Linked DNA regions of Homo sapiens: region 1 is linked to region 2. The links are chromatin loops, found by intact Hi-C in ENCODE. Cell type or tissue: breast epithelium. All regions are shown on one strand. Links, peaks and the distances in the headings refer to the core of each region. The heading gives the core; the rest is flanking DNA. Region 1 overlaps IGSF21 (immunoglobin superfamily member 21). Region 2 has its middle 130 kb from the start of LINC01654.

Evidence for each region. Hi-C counts contacts between places; a loop is a spot of excess contacts. Peaks named below come from ENCODE experiments on the same cell type or tissue, not always from the same donor. Only the 100,000 strongest peaks of a DNase experiment are listed, where the experiment ranks them.
Region 1: it touches region 2 in a loop (10-fold over the local background); 10 of 110 quality-filtered maps call a loop at or near these places.

What each region holds. Positions count from the first base shown.
Region 1 is chr1:18,197,634-18,206,287 of GRCh38, reverse strand. All of the region lies in intron 1 of IGSF21 (immunoglobin superfamily member 21), which reads right to left. Among named protein-coding and RNA genes, the nearest start is that of IGSF21-AS1, 26 kb to the right of the region's middle. RefSeq lists enhancers at 4,864-5,364, 6,033-6,533, 6,534-7,034. In breast epithelium, for the core only: no CTCF peak of the experiment used is centred there; no DNase peak of the experiment used is centred there; H3K27ac peaks cover 2,342 bases; H3K27me3 peaks cover 2,572 bases.
Region 2 is chr1:17,929,958-17,938,611 of GRCh38, reverse strand. No RefSeq gene overlaps it. Among named protein-coding and RNA genes, the nearest start is that of LINC01654, 130 kb to the left of the region's middle. In breast epithelium, for the core only: no CTCF peak of the experiment used is centred there; a DNase peak (open chromatin) is centred at 4,541.

The sequences.
Region 1 (8,654 bases), core at 216-8,215, 270 kb before region 2:
CATGAGCCACGGCACCCAGCCCCAGAACACATTTGAGCCAGCTGTGCACATGGCTTGCTCGTTCACTTTGCTCTGGTCTCTGTTCAATGTCATAACCCACAGAAGCCTTGACTACCCAGTCTCAAATGCTCTAAAATTCCCAGCTAACCTCTCTCTCTATCCTGAAAATTGCTTTATTTGTTACAGCACTACATCTTTGCCTGACACCATATTTAAAATTTATCTACCCCTTGACTAGAATGTCAGCCCCATGAGGGGATGGGTTTTGTCTATTTTGTTCACTGTAGTGTGTCCAGCAGAAGAAACAGTATCCAGGAATTGTTGACATTTTATAAGGCCTATGATGAGGTAGGCATAGTGTTAAGTGCTTTCTACTGCTTCTTGAAAATGACACATCAACCCAACCATTCTGTAACATAGCATTAAAAGAGATCATCATACAGGGCAAGCATTTAAAAGAACCCCGTAGGTAGAATTTTGAATCTTTCTCACGAATCCCTGACAGTTATCATTCACAATTTCTCCTAAGTCTGATTCCAATCTACATTTTTATTAGAATTCTTCATATAGATCACCTTAGTCCCACCTTGAGTCAGTCCTCCTCCCAGTTCAAGACAGACTCCAGGGTTTCAGCTGAGCTTAAAATCAAACGCTTGGGCAGTGTCTCTTGGCTACAAGACATGGCATTTTATTTGATTTCCAAAGCTGATTCTGCGATTACCCTCCTTCACAATGGGTTGTTTGAGTCATGCTCCGTGGGCCTCACTCGATCACAGTCCCTTTTCCATCCTTCTCCTTGTCAGCAAGATAAGAGGGAGTCAAGGAAACACCGGATGACAAACGTGTCCTGTACAAACAGGATGATTTTTCTCGCTGGAAAGGTAGCTTCCTACTCCTACCTGGCTCTGGAAGAAGAGGCACAGACCCACTCTTATCAATATTTTAATCTTTAATGACATCTCTCTCTGGTGATTTCAAGAATCATATATGTTTATTGTAGAAAATAAAAAATAACCCAGGTAATCATAAAAAAACAAAAATCTTCTCCCATAAACCACTACACAGAGAAAGCCATGGTTAATATTGCAGAATTCTCTCTCTCCTCCTCTCTCCTCTCCCTCTCTCTTTCTCTCTCTCTCTCTCTCTCCCCTTCTTATCTTTCTTCTCTCCCCCATTCCTCTCTCTCCCCATCAACTTTTTAGCAGGACTCTGTGGCCTTTGCATCTTTTGACATGTAAATGTAATCCCTCTCTGTCCTACATGATAACGATCTAAAACTTTTCCAGGAGTTTTTGGAAATCCTCTCAGAGGCTGTGTGTCCAACATCAGTTTATTTTAAACAAAAAACGAAAAGGGAGTTTTGAACACCTGAACTGTAAGGAAGGTATTTGTACCTATGGAGTAGTTTTTCTCTGCAAGTCATAAACTCCCAAGCCCAACAGGAAGACAGGATGTAGCCCTGAAAGGTCAACTCAGTCATCCCCCTGCCTCTGGGCTAAAACCAGGTCATGAATTGAATGTGATCCATTCTCAGGATGTTTCTCTAGTTCCTGCTCCTGCCCAACCTAAATCTCTCTTTCCAGGACTGAGAGAAGCCAGCTGTCATGCTCCAAGGGAGATCAGACACACACTGCCTTGTGTGTTTGTAAACTGGATGGCCCTCCTACTTGACCTAGCCTTCTCTAGCCCCTCTCCCCTTCATCTCCCCTCCACCTCTGAGCACACATTCAGAGACGTCAAACCAACAGATTCAAGCCATGGTAACCCAAGAGGTGAACTGGTGGCCAAATAAAACCAAGCAGCGCACGCCACACTCAAAGAAGGAAGATTTTTGTATCATCCATTTTCTGGCAGTGTTCCTGTCCTGGCTCGTTTTAGATTCCTTTGGATCCCTGAGAAGGATAATTAACAGCAGCAACAATGACTACTGCAGCTGCTGATCACTGAAGTTGCGAGCACAGGCTCTGAAGTCTGAGTCCCTGTGTTCAAATCCCAGCTCTGCCATTTAACCAACATGTAACTTTGGGCAAATGACTGCATCGTTCTAAGGCTCAGTTTCTTCATCTGTAAAATGGAGACCGAACAGTACCTATGTTATGGGGTCAGAGGAGCTTATGAGTTCATATTCTCAGAGGAGTGCCTGGGAGTAAGCCCTCCATCCCATAGGGCTTTTAGGATTATGGTGTTACCATGTGCTAAGCGCTGCCAGGCACATTCTGTCTGGTGTATGGAATACCCACAACCACCCTCAGAAACAGAGGTTGGTCACATCTTACAGATAAAGGAAACAAGGCTTAGAACAGCTCTCGGCAAGCGATGGCCCCAGATCAAATCTTGGCCAGCCTGTTTCTGTAGGACCCACCAGCTAAGAATGATTTGCATATTTATAAATAGTTACATTTTAAATGATATACAAATACCCACATAACAGTTTCGATTTTGCCCTGTGGACTACAAAGCCTAAAATGTTTACCATCTAGCTCTTTACAGGAAAATGTGCTGACCCCAGGCTTAGAAAGAACTAATACTGGAGGCAGGATTCTGACCACCCTCGCCCCCACCCCACCTGTTCCCCTTCATAGCAGACTCTGCTGCTCTCATTCTGGTGAATGAAGTGACTTCAGATTCAAGGATATACAAACAGTCATTCATTCATTCATTAACAATTAGTTATCAAGGGGCTGGTCACGGTGGCTCACGCCTGTAATCCCAGCACTTTGGGAAGCTGAGGCGGGCAGATCACTTGAGGTCAAGAGTTCAAGGCCAACCTGGCCAACATGGTGAAACCCTGTCTCTACTAAAAATACAAAACCTAGCCAGGTGTGGCGGCATGCACCTGTAGTCTCAGCTACTGAGGAGGCTGAGGCACAAGAATCGCTTGAACCTGGATGGCGGTGGCTACAGTGAGCCAAGATCGCGCCACTGCACTCCAGCCTTGGCGACAGAGGGAGACTCGGTCTCAAACAACACAAAACAAAACAAAACAAAAACAATTAGTTATCAAGGGCCAGAGGTGGAGCCAGTCATGTCCCTAGACTTGAGGAGGCAAAGACCTGCTTGTTGCAGCATCCCTGGAGCCTTTCCCCACCTAGCCTTGCAACAAGTGGGCTCAGCAGGAAGGACCATGAGGTTTCAGTAAAACTAGATTGATAAGAAAACGTCTCAGTAACTGAGTTGTGATGTCCTCTAGAGAAAGCCCACTCAACCACCCAGAGGCTCAGGGGCTTGCAAATCCCAGTGTTACCCAGCTAGCCTGATGCAGCCTGGCCACTCCCAACTTCCTTAGAAGTGTGTAGAGTGTCACGAATGGTGTCCCTCACCCAAAGCCAAGACTGGGATGGGTCTAATGGACCAGGCCCATGGCACCTTTCCCTGGGATAACAAGGTTTAGGGGATGCATAGTCTGTGCCTTCTCTGGATGCCATTTTTGGTGTTTGTCCATTCCCACAGCTTAAGAGTAGTCTAGCAGGTTTTGATGGTTCCAACCAAAAATAGATATACTGATTGATATGGTTTGGCTTTGTGTCCCCACCCAAGTCTCATCTCAACCTGTAATCCCCACGTATCAAGGGAAGGACCTGGTGGGAGGTGATGGGATTATGGGGCCGGTTTCCCCCATACTGTTCTCATGATAGTGAGTGAGTTCTCATGAGATCTGATGGTTTCACAAATAGCTCTTCCCCCTTGGCTCTCTCTCTCTCTCTCTCTCTTTCTCCTGCCACCCTGTGAAGAAGGTGCTTGCTTCTCCTTGGCCTTCTGCCATGATTGTAAGTTTTCTGAGGCCTCCTCAGCCATGAGGAACTGTGAGTCAATTAAACTTCTTCCCTGTATAAGTTACCTAGTCTTGAGTATTTCTTTATAGCAGTGTGAAAAAGAAGGAACACCCAGATTTAGGCATAAAAGAAGGGCCCCCAAAAGTAATGAAGGTGGTAACCCAAGGAAAGACAAAGAAGACACCTAGGAGTTTGGCTCCCAGAGTTTGCCTTGAGCCGTCCTCCTGTGCCAGTCCCAGCCAGCCCTGAGAATGTGAGATTGCATTGCTCATCGACTTTGAATACATGGAGGACTATAACAGGCTTATGAAAATATGGGTGTTTACAGCCTTATTCTCATCAGGGGAAAATTGACATTAGGAAAGTACATGATAAAAATCTTATGTACTTTCCAGAATGTAAATAGAGTTAAAAGTGAGACTGTCAGGAGGCAGCAGGGTGCGTGGAAGCAGAAATGAGCTGGGAAGGCTGGGAATGGAATTTTCCAAGTGCTTGGTGCTCTCCTGAACAAAACTGGCCACTTTTGGGGCAACTAGAGGGAGAAGAGGGTCAGGAACGGAGGGAGGACTGAAATCACAGATTTGATATCTAACTTATTTTCAGATGGGTTTAATCAAGATTAGAGGACAGAAATAAATGATTCCACTTGTAAGGCACAGGAAGGGATGCTTGGGCCTGTGGAACCTTCCCACTGTTGACTTTGTGGATGTTCTATCAGTACAGCTCAGACTTGGCTATAAAGGTCAAAATCTTCGGCATGGGATGGGAGAGGGATGCCAGTAACGGACAGACCCCCCGACACACACCCCAATGAGAGGGCAGAGGAGGCAAAGTCCAGAGATACCTGTTCCTTGCTATTTCCCTTAGAAGGGAGAGCAGGTGGGTCCCAGCTCCCAGATATCCTGGGGCCATGCCTGGTGTCCCTCACCAGCGTGAAGGAGGAATCAGGACCAGGAGGCTGAGTTGACATGGGTGCTGTCCATCCAGCCAGGCTAGAGGTTCCTCTGGGGAATTTCTGGATGATAGACTTCCACAGCTCCTTGAAATTCCAGTGCTCGTTGTGTCCCTCCGTGGTGAGGCTTTCCTTCAGCAAAAACTTTGAAATGTGTTTGCTGCTGGATTAGCCCTTGGAGCCACGATTCTGCTCCTACCATGTCTCAGTTCCACAATCTTCACTGGCTCCCCAGTGCTGGCACAATCAAGTCTGCACTTCTTAGCCTGGCCATTCTGAGTGTCAGCCCGGCTGCCCTTAAAGCCTGACCTCCAGGGAGCTCCATCCTTCCCTGAGCACGCGCTCAGTCCCTGACTCAGTCTCCCAGGGCTGCTCACCCATGCTGAGACAGCTCAGGGGCGCTCCTTCCTCCAGTCCCCAGCTCAAGCTCCTTCCTCTACCCAGAATGCCTTCTTTACCCTTCCAGGACCAGCTCAGTGGGTCTCTCGAGAGCCTTCCTATTTTCACTTCCACTTAGTGAGAAAGGGACACTATCTTTGCTTCCATAAATGCTTATCTCCCTAGTGTGGCCCCTGTCTCATGTAAACACTATTATCTGTTTACATCCATCCCTAGCACAGAACAGGATAGCGCAGCAGAAGAGCAAAGGTGGACCCCTCCTCATTATCCCTCCTCATGGGGCTGGGGTAAAATCAACGACATAAATCACGTGAAACTCAAAGCAGGGTCAGCTCAGTGACAGAGGCTGATCCAAGGGCAACGTGGATCCCGGCCACTCAAGTTAGGAAGACTTAGCCAAAAGGTAGCATTGTAGGGTGAGCTATATCCCTCTAAAAGATACATTGAAATCCTAAGCCCTACACCTGTAACTGTGGCCTCATTTGGAAATAGGGTCTTTGCAGACATAATCAAGTTAAGATGAAGAAGGGCCCGAATTGAATATAATGTTCTTATAAGAAGAGCGGAATTTGGACACAGAAGCAGACACAGAGGGAGCAGGCCACGTGATGGCAGAGGCAGAGACCGGAGGGATGCAGGCACAAGCCCAGGAACACCAAACACCAAGAATTGCAGCAGCCACCAGCAGCTAGGAAGGCACCAGGATGGATTATTCCCTGCAGGAATCAGAGGGAGTGTGGCCCACCCACACCTCGATCTTGGACTTCTAGCCTCCAGAAGTGTGAAACAATAACTTCTGCTGTTTTAAGTCACTGTTACAGCAGTCCTAGGAAACTAATTCAGGTAGGAAGCAAAGGGGGGCGCTGTCTACCTACTAAGCCCCAGGCATTTCCCTAGATAATTTCACTCACATAACCTCACTTAAACTCTCTTTGTCAGGAGACAGATAGGCTTGTTTCTTATTTTATAACCGAGGTGACCAAGATGCAGAGAATGGAAGTGACCATCATGCAGTTGGGAAGACGCAAGAGCCCGGATGTGAACCAAGAACTAAGGCAAGCCTTCCCACTGTCCCACAATGGGCAGAATCTCAAGGGTCTTCCAGCCAGCAGGAGAAGCAGCAGAACCCATGAGTGGGGAAGGAGCAGGGGCTTGGGGTCTTTGTCTGGATCCCCAGAGCCCCCTTGGACCCGCTCCTACCCATCCCTCCTGTTACCCTGCTCACACAATGCAATTGCCTAGGGATGGATTCTCACGGGGGTAGGGGGGGGCCGGGAGCAGCTTCCCTAGTGTGAGCCCCCAAGCAAGAGCACCTTATCTGACGAAGCGGGGAGGGGCTCTGAGCTCCCGATAAAACTTTGCCCATTTGTTAACATGTGTTCCCAGCTGAGATTACCAGGCGTGGAGCAGACAATGGAAGCGATTAAATAAAGTCGGAGCTTTGCAGCCGAGGTGAGAGATAGGGAGGGAGGGAGACCAGGGAAGGGGGAGGGGGGCTGCCACCTGCTCACTCTGGGCTCTATTACCGCAGCCACCGAGGAGAGGCACAGGCACAGCTTCCCATCACGCACATGCAGATGGCCAAAGAGGAGGCAGTGGAGTCACCAGGGCTGGGAAGCTGAGAACTGTGGAGTCGGATGCCTGGATTGACAGGGCCTCTGTGAGGGCACTTCAAGAGCCGGTGCCCAGGATCCGAGGGGCGCCTGGATGTCCGTGTATCCAACAGCAGTCAAATCACAGTAGCCGTTGTTGTAATGGGGATATCTGAGGAGTTTACTCTGAGCCAGGTGCATCTTTTGTCTTACTGAATCTCCACCATGAGAGGTGAGTTCTAGCACTATCCTCATTTTACAGATGATGCGATAGAGGCTGGGAGAGGTCGAAACACTGAAACACATCCCCTGGGTGGTGAGTGGCAGGGACAGTATTTGAACTCAGGGCACGCCACTGATGGGTGCAGGGGCCCCAACCCACTCTTTATTCACCAGAGCCACCCTCCCTTCTATCTGTTTAATGTACCGGGGGGCCTTGCAAAACTGAGTATTTTTTAAAAGTTTGCTTTAGAAGGACATGGGCCTAATTCATTCAACCCATTTACGGGCACCAAAGCACCCCAGTCCAAGGCCCGCTGGGGAAGGGGGACCAGTGAGATGGGCAGGGGAGAAAGACAGAGAGTCCCAGGGGGCCACCCTCATCTGGCCCATGGAACCTGCCACCATCAAGAAGTCTTGCTTTGGGGGGGCATCTGGGCAGAGGGGGCAGGGGAGAGGTCTTCCTATTGTCCTTTTATTCGAATTATTTGTAAATAACAAAGCCTATTACTCCCACGACCTTATTAGATCCTCAAAACACCCCAGCAGTAAAGTAGGGCCAGGGGGGTGGTGACAGAAGTGGCGTCACTCTGCCATCGGATGACCCAGCCCAGTTCCACCTGGGGCCCAGTGTGGAACTGCTGCAATACTCTGCTCTCTCTCTCTCTCTTGATCCCATACATTTTATACTGCCGGCCTCCTCCGTAATTTTAGAGTTTTTCCCCAGCCAGTTTTATTACAGCATTAAGAAAGCGCCTGGCAGGCCTTGCCTAACATCACAGACTCATCTGGAGACCGTCTGTATTTTTTAAGGTCTGGCTACGTGGTTTTTCTATGCTTTATAGTGAAGAAAATAAAAACGGGGGAGATGAATGACGACGATCCCTTGGCACCCTGGGAGCCTGGCTCCTGGGCTCACTCAGTTCTTACAATGACAGCTGCTCCCCTCTCTGCATGGGCAGGGCCACCCTACGGGCCCATGTGGGTCCCGGCAGCTATAAATGGCATCTCAGGAAGAGAGGCAGGCAGGACCCAGAGCTGCCACTTATGACTTGGGCAGGTCCTACTCCCTGGAGCTGGCTCTGGGCACTCTCCCCCAAGTTCTGATCTCCAGTGGGCTCTTACTCTGGTATGGCCACTCAGAAAATGGCATTGTCCAGTCAACCCCGTGTTCACTTCGAGACAGATTATACTGTGTACATCATCTTTATAAATTTTCAAAGGATTGCAAAATATCAGATACACTTGAAAACTGAAATTTTATTTAAAATATCTTTCTGCAAAGAGCCAGAGAAATGTCTACAAGTGATTAAGAAACTGCTGTGTGCCAAGCATTTTAAGCACATTGAATTTTTAAATCCCCATCCCCTCTACACAGATGAAGAAACCAAGCCTTGGAGAGGTTACGACACCTTTCCAAGAATCCACTGGATTCTTATAGAAGCCAGTGGCCACGTCAGCACAGCTAAGACACAGTCACAGTGACAGGAGCTGACACTGGCTGAAGACTTACTCTTGTTCCAGGCATCATTCTAAGCCCTTGGCTTTCACCATAGCCCCAATATGAGGTAGTCTTGGTTATTTCCCCAGTTGATAGATGAGGAAACTTAGGCTCAGATAGATAAAGTCACATACCCAAGGTCACCCAGCTGTTGAGTGGCAGAGCCAAGGTTTGAACCCACAGGCTGCCTCCAGAGCCTGGATTCAAGGCCCTCTCTG
Region 2 (8,654 bases), core at 430-8,429:
CTAGCACACAATTACTTCCACCCACATTCCACTGGCCAAAGCAAGTCCCATGGCCAAGTCCAAAGTCAGTGGGAAAGTATATTCTATGCATGGCAAGAAGCCATGGCAAGGGAGAGATGGAAAGAATTGAGGGAAAACAATATAATCTAACACAGTCCAGAGTCTCTGACGTATTCAAGCTATCACCCATTCCCCTGTTTATGCTTCTAGACCAAAACTGTCCTAGAAATAAGAACTTGTTGGTACTCTCCTCCTCAGCCCTGTAGGGTCCCAACCACATTTCTACAAGCAGGAGGCTGCTAACTATGGAGACATCATAGTCTCCATAGAAGAGAATGGATAGAAGAGAATCCAAAGAGAGTTCTCATTGAAAGAATTCTTAAACATTACCTCACCCTAACAATTCATTGTACGGATGGGAAAACTGAGACCCAGACATGTGGAAAGAGTGGTCCAATACCACAAAGACATTCAGCTTAAAGGCTGTAAAGCCAGCTTGCCAAGGTTCTGTTTCTGGCTCCATCATTTATTAACTGTATAACCTTGGATAAATGACCACAATCTCTCTGTGTCTGTTTTCTCATCTATAAAAATGAGATAATCACAGTTCCTATATTACAGAGTTACTATGAGTATTGATGTCAAAGTGCTTAGAATAGTCACTGACACATAGTAGGTAACCACCAACGTTATAATAATTCCACAAATAGTTATTATTGAAATGATTCTGGCTGGGCATGGTGGCTCACGCCTGTAATCCCAGCACTTTGGGAGGCCAAGGTGGGCAGATCACAAGGTAAGGAGATCAAGACCATCCGGGCTAACATGGTGAAACCCCATCTCTACTAAAAATATAAAATATTAGCTAGGCATCGTGGTGGGCACCTGTACTCCCAGCTACTCAGGAGGCTGAGGCAGAAGAAAGGCGTGAACCCGGGAGGCGGAGCTTGCAGTGAGCGGAGATCGTGCCACTGCACTCCAGCCTGGGCAACACAGCAAGACTTCATCTCAAAAAAAAAAAAAAAAAGAAAAGAAGAAAGAAAAAAAAGAAAGAAATGATTCCACAAATACCACTCTGTTCTAGGTGCAGAGGAAAGAGTTCCTGGTCCAAAGAGCTCTCATTTCATGGGCAAGACAGACAGAAATAAGCAAATTCACCACCTGTCATGCTCTTCAGTAGAGGAGGGGGAAAGTGTGAGTCTAATTTTGCCCTAACTGGGGAGAACAAAGACTGGGAAGACTTCCCAAAGAAGGTATAATCTGAAGTCAGTTTCAAATAGTGGGCAGAAGGTTTTCCAGATGGACAAGGGATTGGAGGAGACTCCTGAAGGAGAAAGAACATGCAAAGTGCCTGATGTATGGAAAGATGCCTGAGAGTGTGTTTGGAACATGCAGCCAACTCCAGCTGTGAGGTGGGGTGGAGGACCTTTTACAGAATTACAGGAGAGGATGGCAGGGGTTGGACTGGAGAACTCAGGGTGACAGGTAAAAAACTTGAATTCTTCCTACTGGTGGGTGATCTCAAACTTTCCCTCATAAGAAGAATTAAAGGCAGATAGAAGGAAATATTATCTATAGGGGCATAGACAATGGCATTTCTTTATATGCTTTCAAGACTCCAGTTTATCTTAATTCCTATAAATTTGTGTCTTCTTCAATATTATAGTAGTGTTCATTTACTCGTTCAACAAATATTTATTAAGTACCTCCTGGATGGCACTTAGAACACAAGTAAATAACACCAAGATTCTTGCCCTTGTGGCTCTTTTATTTTAGTGTGATAGGGAAAATGGTGGTGAAGAGAGAATGACAATAAGTAATGATGATAGATAGATGATAGATAGATAGATAGATAGATAGATAGATAGATAGATAATTAGTTCATTTTCATACTGCTATGAAGAAATACCCAAGACTGGATAATTTATAAAGAGAAAGAGGTTTAATGGAGTCTCAATTCCACATGGCATGGGAAACAGAAGGCAAAAGAGCAAAGGCACATCTTACATGGTGGGAGGCAAGAGAGCGTGTGCACAGGAACTGCCCTTTATTTTATTTTATTTTATTTTATTTTATTTTATTTTATTTTATTTTATCTTATTTCATTCATTTATTTATTTTTGAGACAGAATTCCACTCTTGTTTGCCCAGGGTGGAGTGCAATGGTGCAATCTTGGCTCACCACAACCTCTACCTCCCAGGTTCAAGCGATTCTCCTGCCTCAGCCTCATGAGTAGCTGGGATTACAGGCATGCACCACCACGCCCAGCTAATTTTGTATTTTTAGTAGAGACGGGTTTCTCTATGTTGGTCAGGTTGGTCTCAAACTCCCAACCTCAGGTGATCCACCCGCCTTAGCCTCCCAAAGTGCTGGGATTACAGGCATGAGCCACCATGCCTGGCCCAAAACTGCCCTTTATAAAACCATCAGATCTCGTGAGACTTATTCACTATCACAAGAAGAGCATGGGAAAGACCCGCCCCCATGATGCAATTGCCTCCTACAGGGTCCCTCCTATGACACATGGGGATTATGGGAGCTACAATTCAAGATAAGATTTGGGTGGGGACACAGCCAAATCATATCAGATAGATAACTGTTTGGGTGTGTTTAAAAGGTGATAAGTGCTTTGGCAAACAGGAAAATTAGAGCAGTATAAGGTAGGCCGTCATTAAATGAATTAAATAATGAATGAATGAAGATGGATGGATGAATGGATGGATGGATGGATGGATGGATGGATGGATGGATGGATGGAAGAATAAACGGCTGGATGGGTGGAAGAAAAAAGAAGGGAGGGACAGAAGAAGAAAGGAAAGAAGGGAGGGAGGGAAGAAGGTGGGAGGGAGGGAAGAAGGCAAGAAGGCAGGCAGGAAGGCAGGCAGGAAGGAAGGCAGAAAGGCAGGCAGGCAGCTGGTTAGAAGATGGGGAACCACTGAAAGGTAAAAGTGAGGGAATGACAATAGTCCTATCTGACAATCCCCTGCCTGATACGAGGCTTCCATTATCAAGGCTTCCATTATCTTTGGCACACTCAGGATCACGGAAAGGTGAGGCTGGCAAAGCAGGATTCCTAGATCCTACCTGGTCCCCAAGCAGGTCATCAGCTTGTTACCCACACTTCAAAGGCTGCTACACTTCCAAATGCGCAGTTGACATAAATACCTTCTGGGTGCATAGCAGTTAATGAATAACTTGGTTAAATTGCTGTAGAGGGAGGAAGCTCAGAAACTGGAGGTGGGGATGGAAGGCTGGGGAATGCTGCCCGTATTAACGACCGAAATCCAATCTCTGAAAGGAAGGGAATGATACTTTGGGAAATGAGTTTATGATAATCATTCCTTCTGCTGGCAGAGCACCTTGATGGCTCCTCCCAGAGACACAACCACCTTGAAGCCAGTAGCAGGGGCTCAGGTGGCCACTTCACCTCTCTGGGCCTCACCTTTCTCATCACTAAAGTGGGAAAGCAATTTCCCAGCCCTTCTCATAGGATCAAATAAATTAACGAGTGGGGAAACTTTGAAATCTGTTTTAAAAAGGGAAGTGGGAGGGATTTTCTTTTTAACTAAAAATAAAACTAAATTTGTTCAATATTCCCCATCTTATTTTATTTTAACTAATTTATTTATTTAGAGACAAGATCTCCCTCTGTTGCCCAGGCTGAAGTACAGTGGTGCATTTATAGCTCACTGCAGCCTTGGCCTCCTAAGCTCAAGTGATTGTCCCACCTCAGCCTCCCAGGTAGCTGGGACTACAGGTGCGTGCCACCATGCCACGCCTTCCATTTTATAAAGCACGTGGCAGTGTCGTGGTTAAGAATGGAATCACACATAGCTGGGTTCAAATCCTGACTCTGTTTCTTTCAAACTATGATTTGGGACAATTTGTTTTATCTCTCTGAGCCTCAGTTTTCTCATCTCTACAGTGGGATCATCACACCTTCCTCAGCAGGCTACTGGGAGAATTGAAAGAGACACTGCAGGTAGGTGCCTGGCACATAATAGGCACTTTCTGAAAGTCATTCTAATGACACGTTGTCATGGCCCTGTGCCCTCCGGCTGAGAGCCCTTGGATCCAGAAGGAGGTTGTCCCAGCCTGGCAGCAGGTGCGGGTGCGCAGGAAGGGGTCTGGATAGCACAAAAGCTTGGAGTAGACACCTCAGCCCCACTCCCTGACACAGCCCTGCTCTCCCGCAGATCATTTCTGGGCAAGACAGAAGAGCAGACAAAAGGCAGGAATAGGAAAGAAAGAGAGGGGTGGCTTTGATCCTGGAGGGGAGATGCAGCCGCTCCCTCTCAAAGCCAGAGGAGCCGGTGATGGAGCTAATGGGGAAGCCTCATCAGCTCAGGTCTCTCCTGACAAGATAGAGTGCCCCAGGCTCAGAGATGACACTTCCTGAGTGTGTCCAGACCCTCCACTCCCTGCACACAAGCCCATCACAGCCCATGATGTTTAAACACAGCACTGCAGGCCCCAGCTATGGGCTCCCAGCCCGGAGTCCAGAGACCCATGACATTCCACGGCCGGTGAAACAGCTGGTTTGTGAAATTGGTGTTGGCACTGCTGCTTCACCTCTGGGCTGTTTTCTCCCTGGCTTCTGTCTGAGAACCTGCCCAGACATGGAGGCCCCTCCCTGAGCTGAGCTCTGCTTTTGTTGTTGTTGCTATTCTTACTGTTTTGCTTTTTGTTGTTGTTGTTCTTTTTTTTGTTTTGTTTTGTTTTTTTTTAATGCAATTGGGATGCAAGGGTCAGGACACTGAGAGACAGAAACAGAGACAGGAGAGATTTGTTCTCCTTTTATTCCCTCCACCAAACTCAAATATAACTATATTATCTGCACGGCTCCTCCCCTCCACCTGGTGTCCTAGGAATACTCTGAATAGTAATAATAAATGGTTTACATTGACCTTGAGCCTGCTATGTGCTGGGCAGGGTTTCAAGTGCTTTGTCTACATCAACTCGTTTAATCCTCGGAAAAGCCTAGTGGGTTCCAGGGCTCAGAGCTGGTCAGGGACTTGATCAAGTGCACGTTCCCAGTGTAGGGAGCTGGTCTGACCTCGTATATTGCCCTCCTTGGGGAAGAAATGACGCGGCCAGAATGACATTAAATTCCGGCTCCTTTAATTCACTGAAAACTCGCCATGACAAGCTTCACCACGTTCTCCAATGGATCCATATTTTTCGAACCCCAAAGTGATTTCTAAACAAGAAAAAACTTTTACCAGGGAAGTCGCAAACCTCTGGGCTCTCATCCCCTGCTTCAGAGACATCATCCATCTTCCTAGAAGTGACACTCGTTGCTTCTACGCAACTTGGTTAAAAGCAGAGTCAATAGTCGCAAGCTATGAATCTTTTCTGCTCCTCTAGAGAAGGAAAAAATCATTGCATGTTAGTGTTTGGGGGTCTCAGGCCCATAATGCAGTTTCTGAGGTCTCATAAAAGGGGCCCAGCCCTTCAATGCTCCCAGCTGAGGCCTCTCAGAGTGGAGTTTGGGAGTGGGTGGATGGGTGGGAAAGAAGCTGAAGAGTGGGAGGTGGGGGACACAGGGAAGCCAGGCCGACACCATCGTGGGAGGCCACAGCACCAGGCTGGGTGTCATGAGGCCACTGGCCCTTTGTGACCTTAGGCCTGTCTGAGCCTCCTCTGAGTCTCAGGTTTTCCCCTTTGAAAAACGGCAGTAACGTGTGATTGGTCCTGTCCGGCACAGCTCACAGGGCTGTTGAAAGGATCATGAGAGATGGAGTTATGGAAATAGCTGAAAGACCTTAACATCCCATTCACATACAGGGGATGGTAATGGTGATAACGGTGATGCTGGTGGCCTGGCACTCTGATCACTTAACAAGAGCCTGGAAGTGTTGTTTGTATCCATGTGCTGTGTGACCCCAGACAACTTGCCAAACCTCTCTGGGTTTTGATGTTCTCTCCTGTCAAATAGGGATAGTGAAGGACACAGTGAGATAAGAGGTGTGGAAGGACTCTAAACACTGTTTGACAGGATTCTGCTCTTGTCGATAATCATTTGACGAGAAGAGCTCTTTTGACAATTACAGAAGGAGAGCCACACCCAGGACAGTAAACCTCCTAGGTCAGCAGAAATTGGCAAATTCAAATCTTCCCAATATTCATCTTCATAACAACAACAACAACAACAAAAGCCTTGACTTCTAAAGAGAGCAAGTTGAAGTATTTACTGTTATTTTTGCACCTACTAAATGCCCAGCCAAAGAGACAAAGAAGAACCAACAGGCGTAAACTGTTTATGTGCCAAGCACAGTACCAAATGCTTTCTGATACAGTTTGGTTGTGTCCCTGCCCAAATCTCATCTTGAACTGTAGCTCCCATAATCCCCATGTGTCGTGGGAGGGACCTGGTGGGAGGTAATTGAATCGTGGGGGCGGGTTTTCCTTGTGCTGTTCTCATGATAGTGAATAAGTCTCTGAGATCTGACGGTTTTATTAAGGGCAGTTCCCCTGCACAAGCTCTCTTGCCTGCTGCCATGTGAGATGTGCCTTTGCTCCTCCTTCACCTTCCGCCATGATTGTGAGGCCTCCCCAGCCATGTGGAACTGTGAGTCCATTAAATCTCTTTTTCTTTATAAGTTATCCAGTCTCAGGTATGTCCTTATAGCAGCGTGAGAATGGACTAATAAACTTTCCATGCCTTACCTCTTTTAATCATCACAGAAAAATAATGGATTCAATATTATTTTTACTATTATCCCATTCTATAGAAATAACTTGATGTTTAGTAGAATACTGTCACTTGCCCAAAGTCACGCAGCTAAGAATTGTCCACACCTGTTTTTGAAACCCCTCTAACATACTCAAAGGTGAGGTTTTCAACCACCATGGGACACTGTCTCCAGACTTAACCCTCACACCAATCCTTTGGGATTGGAATTGCTACTATTCATTATCTAGATGAGAAAACCGAGGCTCAGAGTGATGAAGGGGCTCGGCCAAGGTCACATGTGGGTAAATGGTGGGTTGAAACCAGGTCTGTTTTTGGGAATTCACCTTTGGGTACCAAGACTCCACATAGAATGGCAGGCACAGGATTCACCAATGCTATGAGGTGCATGCAGGGAGGAGAGGGCAGAGTCTACCACTCAGAGTGCTGGAGGGAAGGCAGAGGCAGAGGGAAGCCACTGGCTCTCCTCTGTCACCCTGGGCAGGCTGGGTGGCAGGGAGAGGAATTACAGCCATGGAGGCGGATCTGGTCAAGCACTTCAGCCCCAGCTGAAAGTCAGACCAGGAGCAATGAGAATAGATCAGCCTTGCCACTTTACAGCAAGGAAGAGCCTCCCAGAGTCAGGAGACTGAAAGCCACAGAGTGTGGCCATCCCATGCCCCAGGAAGGACTTGCAAGGCCATCCTGCCTGCATGCAGCCATCCATTCCTTCAACAAGTATTTATGAAGCACCTGCTCTGTGCCAGGCACTATACCAGGTGCTGGGTAGGCAGCATGAGCAAGTCTGAGTCTGTGCCCGCAGGAAGCTTGGAGTCTGGTGTTTGGAGAGAGAGCACACCAGATACATCAACTTTGCAGTAAGGCAGACGGTGATACATGGAGGAGGCAGTGGGTCAGGACTGAGGAGCTTATGTGTTAGCTGTCTGTTTCCTCTTGCTACTAGAATGTGAACTTCACGAGGGCCAGGACCTCCCAGGTCTTGCTGGCTTCTCTATCTGCAGGGCCGGGTGGGTCATAGAGCATAGAGAAGCCTCTCCACTGGCAGCCATGTGGTTGTTGTCACCTTCCTGCTCTTCCTGGAGTCCTGGGCTGGGATCTGCCAGATCCCCTGGGCCTGGAATGAGGCCTCCCAGCCAGTCCCCGAGACAGGGAACAGAAATAGTAACAGCTCTCATTTAATAAGCACTTGCGTTGTGTCTGAATCTTGTTCTAAGTGCCTTAAATGCATCTCTCTCATGGAAGGCACCATCTTTATTATCTCCATTTTACAGTGGAGGAAACTGAGGCTCAGGGAGGCAAAATCACTTGCCTGAGAGCCCACCCACATAGCCACCACTCCCCACTGGCAAGCTTGGCCCAGCCTGCTGTCCAGATGCAGAAATGAAGGCAAGAATCAGAGCTGGAGCAGGAAGCAGCGGCCAGGAGAGGCCAGAAAGAGGGGACTTTTCTGAGCAACACATCCCAGGGGTGACCGGGAAGTGGAGAATCCTCCCCATCACCCAGGAACAAACCAACACACTAGGGGCTGGGCCAGGAGACAGGGAGGAAGGAAGGGCCATTCATCCCAATGGGGAGCAAGGAGAGAAAACCATTTCACCATGGGCTGTTCTACTCACCAGCCTTGTTCAGACCAAAAGGATGCTTTCCCCAAATTGGGGTGGATTTTGAACTAGGTTTAAAGGCAGCTCATCCCAACTGCTGAATGGGCAGCTCAGTCATGTTCACTGATCGTTAGCTCAGTGATAATTAGTAACTGGGGAAGGGGGCTAAGACTAAGAACAATTCTGTCCTTTCTGAGTGTGTCCAGACCCCATCTCTAGCAAATCCAAAATTTCTTAAAATTATGTTTTAAATGAAAATCCATCTCCAAGGAGTACATGTGAAGCAGAGAGATGGATCTTGGCACCAATGGCCTCGTGCTCACCTACTGCCATCCACACCACCCCTCCAGGGTGTCAT